Linked DNA regions of Homo sapiens: region 1 is linked to region 2. A link is an interaction called in ENCODE POLR2A ChIA-PET data of the cell type or tissue named here. Cell type or tissue: HepG2. All regions are shown on one strand. Each heading gives the region's core, and the rest is flanking DNA. Links, peaks and the distances in the headings are about the cores only.

Evidence for each region. ChIA-PET counts read pairs that join two places held together with the same protein. Peaks named below come from ENCODE experiments on the same cell type or tissue, not always from the same donor. Only the 100,000 strongest peaks of a DNase experiment are listed, where the experiment ranks them.
Region 1: POLR2A ChIA-PET joins it to region 2 with 8 read pairs; 1 of 35 experiments calls an interaction of 5 or more read pairs at or near these places.

Annotation. Positions count from the first base shown.
Region 1 is chr19:7,503,725-7,508,108 of GRCh38, reverse strand. SAXO5 (stabilizer of axonemal microtubules 5) reads right to left here. Exons shown (of 9, transcript NM_198534.3): 3 at 3,885-3,988; 4 at 3,698-3,798; 5 at 2,673-2,785; 6 at 2,483-2,592; 7 at 1,944-2,145; 8 at 968-1,053. Among named protein-coding and RNA genes, the nearest start is that of SAXO5, 8.4 kb to the right of the region's middle. RefSeq lists an enhancer at 1-166 and a silencer at 1,479-1,558. In HepG2, for the core only: no CTCF peak of the experiment used is centred there; a DNase peak (open chromatin) is centred at 1,578.
Region 2 is chr19:7,132,575-7,136,958 of GRCh38, reverse strand. The region is part of intron 13 of INSR (insulin receptor); the gene reads left to right. Among named protein-coding and RNA genes, the nearest start is that of ZNF557, 65 kb to the right of the region's middle. In HepG2, for the core only: no CTCF peak of the experiment used is centred there; DNase peaks (open chromatin) are centred at 1,458 and 1,758.

The DNA.
Region 1 (4,384 bases), core at 37-4,036, 370 kb before region 2:
GGGGCCAGGCAGGGCAGGCTAGCTGGTCGGGGCGGAGCCAGTGTCTGACCAAGGAGGATGGTTAAGACTGGGTAAGAGAGGATAGGGAAAGGGGCGAGGCTATGGCCAGAAGGGTGGAGTTATGCAGGGGCGGGGCTTGGCCACGAAGGGGCGGGATTGTCCAGGGGCGGAGTTGGGGTTCTGGTCAATTTGGGGTGGGATTTAGCCCTTCAGAAGGTGAAGCCTGGGGTAAGGTGGGGCCGCCTAGGGACAGAGCCAGAGCATCAAAGGCTGGGGAGGTTGAACTCTGGGGAGAGGTGGGCAAAAAGGGCCCCAGGCTGGGCTGAATGAGGAGCTGGATAAGAAGATGGAGAGAAACCAGGGGTGTCCCTGGAAGGACTCCAGGGCTGGGGTGATCCTGGGTGGCTCTGAATTAACCCTCGTCTTGGGTATAACAGTGGTGGTGGTGCAAAGATGCCCCTGAGCTGACCTTGACATGACCCTGGGGGGTGAGCTAGAGATGACCTCTATTTTTTTTTTTCCTTTTTTTGAGGCAGAGTCTTGCTCTGTTGCCCAGCCCAGAGTGCAATGGTGCGATCTTGGCTCACTGAAACCTCTGCCTCCCTGGTTCAAGCAATTCTGTCTCAGCCTCCCTAGTAGCTGGGATTACAGGCATGCGCCACCATGCCTGACTAATTTTTGTATTTTTAGTAGAGACGGGGTTTCACCATGTTGGCCAGGCTGGTCTCGAACTCCTGACTTCAGGTGATCCGCCTGCTTCGGCCTCCCAAAGCGCTGGGATTACAAGCGTGAACCACTGCACCCGGCCAAGCTAGGGATGATCTTCAGGCTGAAGGGATATTAAGATGCCCCCGAGCCTGGGTGATCACTAACTCTGAGACAGGGTGACAGCATAGTCGTCCTGAGATAACTCTACACCAATGTGGGGGTTGCCTAATGATGGGTGGCTCCCCTCCGCCTCCCTTACCCGCTGTAGCATCTCTTCAGTCACCGGGGCCGGAGGTGTTCTGTGTGGCTTCAGCATCTTCTGGTTCATGGTTAAAAAATCGAATTCTGGAGATTCAGGTTGGGGAGGCTGAGTGAGGGCTGTGGGCCGAGGCGGGGCTGAGGGTGTGGTGAAGTTCAAGGGAAGGGTTCAAGAGCCAAGCCCAGGCCAGCGCTGAAGTTGACCAGGGGAGAAAAATGGATTAGGAGAGGGGGGAGGGAGGAGCCAAAGAAGGAGGGAGAAGCCAGAGGAAGGGGGAGGAGCTGGGAAAGAGGGAGGAGCTGGGAAAGAGGTAGGCGCTGGGGAAGAGGGAGGAGGTGGGGGAGGAGGAAGGAGCCAGGGGAGGAGAGAGGAGCTGGGGAAGAGGGAGGAACTGGGAAAGAGGGAGGAGCTGGGACAAAGGAAGGAGCCAGAGAAAGGGGGAGGAGCTTGGGAAGAGGGAGGAGCTGGAGGAGGACGGAGGAGCTAGGGGAGGAACCCAGAGCTAGGGCATAGGGCTAAGAAGGTCAGGGGCGGGGCCGGGCCAGATGAGTCTGTGGGCAGGGCCAGGCAGGGCAGGCTAGCGGGTCAGGGGCGGAGCCAGAGTCTGACAATGGAAGAGGAGTTAAGACTGGATAAGAGAGGATGGAGAAGGGGCAGGGCCGTGTCCAGAAGGATGGAGTTATGAAGGGGAGAGGCATGGCCATGAAGGGGCGGGATTATCCAGGAGCAGAGTTGGGGTTCTGGTCAATTGGGGGTGGGATTTAGCCTTTCAGGGGATGAAGCCGGGGGAGGGGAGGGCTGGTTAGGGGCGGGGCCAGAGCAGTGGCAAGGGCGAGGCTTCCAGGGCTGGGCTTCCCGGGACGGGGCTCCGTGGGGGCGGGGCTCCATGGGGAGGGGCTCCATGGGGGCGGGGCTTTCGGGGGTGGGGCTTCCCGGGGCGGGGCTCCATGGGGCGGGGCTTCCCGGGAGCGCTCACCGCCCGTGCCCCGCGGCAGGTAGCTTTGCTGCAAGTGGAGGTTGGGCGCTTTCTGCACCTGTCTCCACTCTGAAGGGCAGTAGTCCGAGCCCATGGTGGTCTTGAAGAAGCGTTTGAGTAGCTTTGGCTCCCCTAGGGTCACATGACTCTGCAATTTCTCATGAGGCACGTGGCGGCTGGGTGGCTGGGTCGGGGGTGGCGGCTGTAGGACCACATGGCATTTGAAAGCTCCGGCGTCCGAGAGGTCCCCGGGCCCGGGGGGGAGGGAGGAGGTGGGCTCTGTGTGACCTTGGACAGCTCCCTCACCCCTTCTGGGCCCCACCTGGTAGCACTGGGAGTTGGTACTCTTATCTCATTTTACAGAAGGAGCCACGGAGGAGGATCGGAGTGGTTAAGTGACTCGCCCTAGATCACTCAAGTACATCCAGGAGATTCCTGCATACATATCAAGCTCACTCCCACTTTGGGACTTCTGCACCTGCTATTTGCTCTGTCTGGGAAGCCCTTTTCCCTGCCGCCTTTTCGCTCTTCCTGCTCACCTGGCCGTAGAAGTACTGCATGAAGGTGTCCAGACTGCCGGGGCCGGGGCACCAATTTCCTTTCAGGATGTGCGACTCCGGAGTCTGATCGTGGTGAAGAACAAAAGGCTCTGCCAGAAGCGGAACAGGTGCAGAGCTGCCCTGGGAGGCTGCGGTGGGAGGCGGGACGGGGCGGGCCTCAGGCTCTCACCTGGCTCCCTGGCATAGAAGTGCTCGGCCTTGGTGGTCCTGTCGCGGAAGAGGCCGTCACCAGGACGGATATTTACACAGTGGATGTGGGCTGTGGCCTGGGCCTTGTCATACCTGTACGTAGTGTATTATTCCATCAAGAATAAGGTAAAGTGGGCTGGGCATGGTGGCCCACCCCTGTAATCTCAGCACTTTGGGAGGCTGAGGTGGGTGGATCACCTGAGGTCAGGCTTTTGAGAACAGATTGGCAAAAATGGTGAAACCCCATCTCTACTAAAAATACAAAATTAGCCGGGCATGGTGGCACATGCCTGTAATTCCAGCTACTCGGTAGGCTGAGGCAGGAGAATTGCTTGAACCCGGGAGGCGGAGGTTGCAGTGAGCTGAGATTGTGCCACTGCACTCAAGCCTGGGCAACAGAGCGAGACTACGTCTCAAAAAAAAAAAAAGAAAAAAAAAAAGAAGAAGAAGAAGCTAAAGTGGATCCATCTGGGGCCTTGCAACCCCCAGAAAGAGGGAGGGGAGCAGGGTTTCCTAATGACCAAGCTGTGGGGCTCTGATAATGAGAGATCTGGCACAATAGTGCACCTTGGCTACCAGTGACAGAGACCTCAGAGGCAGAGTATGGGCCCTAAAGCCCTAAGGGGCAAATACCACATGCTACTGAAAGCCAGTTGTCCCATCTGGGTGGGAAGGCAGTGCCCCCTCGTCCCCCACTTTTTTTTTTTTTTTGAGATGGAGTCTTGCTCTGTCGAACAGGCTGGAGTGCAGTGGTGCAATCTTGGCTCACTGCAGCCTCCGCCTCCCGGGTTCAGGCGATTCTCCTGCCTCAGCCTCCGGAGTAACTGGGATTACAGGCGCCCACCACCACACCCGGCTAATTGTTGTATTTTTAGTAGAGACAGGGTTTCACCATATTGGCCAGGCTGGTCTCGAGCTCCTGACCTCATGATCTGTCTGCCTCAGCCTCCCAAAGTGCTGGGATTACAGGCATGAGCCACCGTGCCCGCAGTGGCCCCTTTATACCTATCTTCAGGCAGATCCTGGGGCCTGTAGGCCTGTTTCTGCTCCGAACACGTTGATCCATAGCTGATCTTGCAGTCTCCCAGCTCCACTCCGGAGGAGGCCTGTGGGCAGACAGGGATAGGAAGGCCCAAACCACCCAGCCCCCAATTCTGCCCCCGCCTGCAGCCCCAACACAGCCTCAATTTACCCTCTTACACCTCAAGGCAGGTGGGCCTGGCAGGGCCTGGAACTGTCTTTGGTAGGAAGTCCCATCTTGTCTCGTGTAGTCCCACTTGAGGGTGTTGGGGCCCCCTTAGGATAGGCAAGGGGGATGGGGGGAGAGAGAGAGAGATTGAGATTCCCTGCCATCTCAAGCCCTCTGGAAGGAATTCTATTTCTTGCCTGGGAAGGGGAGCTGGGCCATTCTGAACAGTGTAGACTGAGAGCTGTCTGGCAAACACCAAAAGATAAAAATAAAAATAAAATAAATTATACTAAAAGCCAGGTGCAATGGCCCATGCCTGTAATCCCAGCTATTCAGGTGGCTGAAGTGCAAAGATGGGCTTGAGCCCATCTTGAGCTGGAGACCAGCTTGGGCAACATAGTAAGACCCTCATCTCTAAAAAATAATGATAAATTTAAAAATACAGCCAGGTGTGGTGGCTCATGCCTGTAATCCCAGCACTTTGAGAGGCCAAGGCAGGTGGA
Region 2 (4,384 bases), core at 242-4,241:
CGGGAGGCTAAGACAAGAGAATCACTTGAACCCGGGAGGCAGAGGTTGCAGTGATTCCGAGATCACACCACTGCACTCCAGCCTGGGTGACAGAGTGAGACACCATCTCAATATATATATATATATATATGTAAATAAATAAATAAAGTTTTACATCACTTTTTTTCTTGATCAAAGCAATGCTAGGTAATTAAGGACATTGTTGGCAATAACAGAAATGTGTCTATGAAAAGGTTCTTAAGAAGGTGACTGTAACCTCACATTCTCCTTTCATTTTCTCCCCCATCTCTGCTTCTCTCTAGGGTGAACACAGTTGGTCTGGGTGGGATTGGGGTTGTGCTGTGTGGGGCAGAGGCTGTTGGGGATTCGTGATGGGAATTCCTAATAGTGACCCTTGGGTCCCAGGAACAGGAGACACGGGCCAGTCAAAGGCATGGGAAGAAGCTAGGAGAAGTTAGGATTCGAGTTAAATCCAGTGCCAACAGGGTGACCAGTTGTCTAGGTTTAGCCAGGACTGAGGGCTCCCTGGGATGTGAGATTTTCAATGTCCACACTCAGAAAGTTCTGGGCAAATGGGGACAAGTTGGACACAGAAGCAGAAAAAAAATCAAGGAGGGTCTGCAGTGGAAACGGGCATTGTTCACTCTGCAGAATCTGTATTCTTGCTGTCAACAATGCCCCGAACTTCCTCTGGAATCTGCTCCTCACCCTTGAGTGGCTCTCACCTCCCACTCTCAACCCCAGCCTGGTACCAGGGCAAAACACAAAACTCAGCCCCAAATTAGCCATGACAAAAATGCAAATCAAGACCACGATGCAATACCACTTCATGCCCACGAGCGTGGCAAAAAACAAACAGACGGACAATAACAAGTGTCGGTGAGGATGAGGAGAAATCGGAACCCTCATACATTGCTGGTGGGAACATAAAATGGCACAGCTGCTTTAGGAAAGAGTTTGGCATTTCTTTCATTCTTTCTTTTTTTTTTTTGAGATGGAGTCTATCTCTGTAGCCCAGGCTACGGTGCATTGGTACGATCTTGGCTCACTGCAACCTCCGCTTCCTGGGTTCAAGTGATTCTCCTCCCTCAGCCTCTTGAGTATCTGGGACTACAGGAACCCACGACCTCGCCCGGCTAATTTTTGTCTTTTAGTAGAGACGAGGTTTCACCATGTTGGTCAGGCTGGTCTCAAACTCCTGACCTCGTGATCTGCCCGCCTCGGCCTTCCAAAGTGCTGGGATTATAGGCGTGAACCACCGTGCCCAGCTGGTGGAAGGTATTTTTTTTTTCTTTTGCTAGTTTCATAAACAAAGCCACCTCTAGCTATTTAATTGCATTTTCAGTATCTCCCGTTAAAAAAATTTTTTTTTTCAGAGACAGAGTCATGGTGTGTCACCCAGGCCCGCCATCCGCCACCATGCCCAGATAATTTTTTTTTTTTTTTCAAACAGAGTCTTGCTTTGTTGCCCAGGCTGGAGTCTCGCTTTGTGGCACACGCCTATAATCCCAGTTACTCAGGAGGCTGAGGCAGGAGAATCGCTTGAACTCGGGAGGCGGAGGTCGCAGTGAGCCAAGATCATGCCACTGCACTCCAGCCTGGGTGACAAGAGCGAAACTCCGTCTCCAAAAAAAAAAAAAAAAAAAAAAAAAAAGAAGATGCATTTCCCCTTTGTCCTGGATAGCAGCTACCTTGGGTTTCTATATTTGCTTATTTGTCCCTCTCTACTCGGTGACTCATTCCACTTGGAAGAAACTTTGGACTGGAGTTCCCTGCCCCCACCCCTGCCACCAGACTGATTTGTTTTCTTGCTGTTATTGTCACACGATAAGCATGGGGTTGTTGGCTTTTTTTTTTTTTTTTTTTTTAACATTTCTTTCTCTTCTCCACTCTCCACCCCCCTCCTAAATGTTCCAGCCCGGTTCTCTGCATGCACTATTAGCTTGGAACTGTGTCGAAAACTTTTCAGAGTTTTGGGCTCGATGCTTGCAGGTTTCATGGTCTTATTCCCAAGAGCCTCCTGTCTCTTCTCATAAGTTCTGGAATTATCTCTAGTTACGTGCTTATCACAGGGTATGTTTCCCACTTTGCAAATCTCCATTTGGGTGGATCCCAACTGTTTTATTTATTTATTTATTATTTTATTTTATGTGTTTATTTTTGAGGCAAAGTATACCACATTTTCTTTTTCTTTTTGAGACAGTCTTGCTCTGTTGCCCAGGCTGGAGTGCAGTGTCACGATCTCGACTCACTACAAACTCTGCCTCCCGGGTTCAAGTGATTCTCCTGCCTCAGCCTCTCGAGTAGCTGGGATTACAGGCGCACACCACCACAACTGGCTAATTTTTGTATTTTTAGTGGAGACGGGGTTTCACCATGTTGGCAAGGATGGTCTCAATCTCTTGACCTCGTGATCTGCCCGCCTTGGCCCCTGAAAGTGCTGGAATTACAGGCATGAGCCACCGTGCCCGGGCTTCAACTGTTTTTATAATGATTAAAAAAAAAAAAATCGAAAGGCAGCACCGTGGCAAAGAAAGAGCTTTTTTATTTGTCCTTAGACATTAAGCACATTTATCCATTTGGTTCTGATGTGACAGAGGCTGGGAGTTGCAGGGAAAGGCAGGAAATCTGGCATAGGCCCTGCAGATCCTTCATTTCCACTCTTTTCTAATTTTGCTGGATACATGGCAAAAATATTCTGCAGTGGTCTTAAGGAGAAGTTCTAGAGCCAGACAGTTCTCTTTTTTTAGTTTCTTTCTTTTTATTTATTTATTTTTTTTGAGATGGAGTCTTGCTCTGTCACCCAGGCTGGACTTAAGTGGCGCGATCTCGGCTCACTACAAGCTCCGCCTCCCGGGTTCACGCCATTCTCCTGCCTCAGCCTCCCAAGTAGCTGTAGAGCCAGACAGTTCTGAGTTCAAGAGCTGGCCCTGCCACTTTGCAGCTATGAGATCTCGGACAAACCATATAATCTCTTAAACCAGGGGTCAGTCAGTAAGCTATATCCCATAGGCTAAATGTGGCCTGCTGCCTGATTTCTAATGATTTGTGAGCTAGGAGTCACTTTTGCATTTTATTTATTTATGTATTTATTTTTGAGATGGAGTCTTGCTCTGTCACCCAGGCTGGAGTGCAGTGGCACAATCTTGGCTCACTGCAACCTCCACCTCCTGGGTTCAAGTAATTCTCCTGTCTCACCCTCCAAGTAGCTGGGATTACAGGCGTGTGCCGCCATGCCCAGCTAATTTTTGTATTTTGGGTAGAGGTGGGGGTTTCACCATCTTGACCAGGCTGGTCTCGAACTCCTGACCTCAGGTGATCCGCCCACCTCGGCCTCCCAAAGTATTGGGATTACAGGCATGAGCCACCACGCCCTGCCCACTTTTGCATTTTAAAATGATTAAAGGAAAAACAAGGAGAGACGTGAACCAAAGGGTGCAAAGTTTCAGATGGGAGGAATACGTTCTAGGAATCCACTGCTCTGTAGATGAATGGTGACTATAGCTAATAACACATATTGCAAAATGGCTAGAAGAATAGATTTTAAATGTTCTCACAACAAAGAAATAAGTACATGAAGTGATGAGGATTTAATTAGCTTGTTTTAATCATTCCACAATTTATACTGTAACATAACTTTACACTGTACCCCATACGTGTACACAACTATTATTTTTATTTTTGTTTATTTATTTTAGAGACAGGGTCTAGCTCTGTCACCCAGGCTGGAGTACGGTGGAGCCTTCATAGCTCACTGCACCCTTGACCTCCTGGGCTCAAGTGATTCTTCCGCCTTAGCCTCCTGAGTAGCTGGGACTACAGGTGCGAACCATCGTGCCCGGCTAATTGTTCTATTTTCTGTGGAAATGGGGTCTGGCTATGTTGCCCAGGTTGGTCTCTAACTCCTGGGCTCCAGCAATCCTCCCTTCACGGCCTCCCATAGGGCTGGGATTACAGGCACGAGCCACTGTGCCTGACCTATAATACTGTTGTCAATTAAAAATAAAACAAATGATTTTTAGAAAGATAATATTATGGAAATTAATATTAATAGAAAATAGATAATAGGGCTGGGAGCTGTGGCTCACGCCTGTAATCTCAGCACTTTGGGAGGCCGAGGTGGGCGGATCACTTGAGGTCAGGAGTTTGAGACCAGCCTGGCCAACATGGTAAAACCCTGTCTTTACTGAAAATACAAAATTAGGCAGGCGCGGTGGTGAGCGCCTGTAATCCCAGCTACTCGGGAGGCTGAGGCAGGAGAATCACTTGAACCCGGGAGGCAGAGGTTGCAGTGAGCCGAGATTAAGCCATTGCGCTCCAGCCTGGGCAACAAGAGTGAAACTCCGTCTGGAAAAAAAAAAAAAAGGAAAAGAAAAGAAACCAT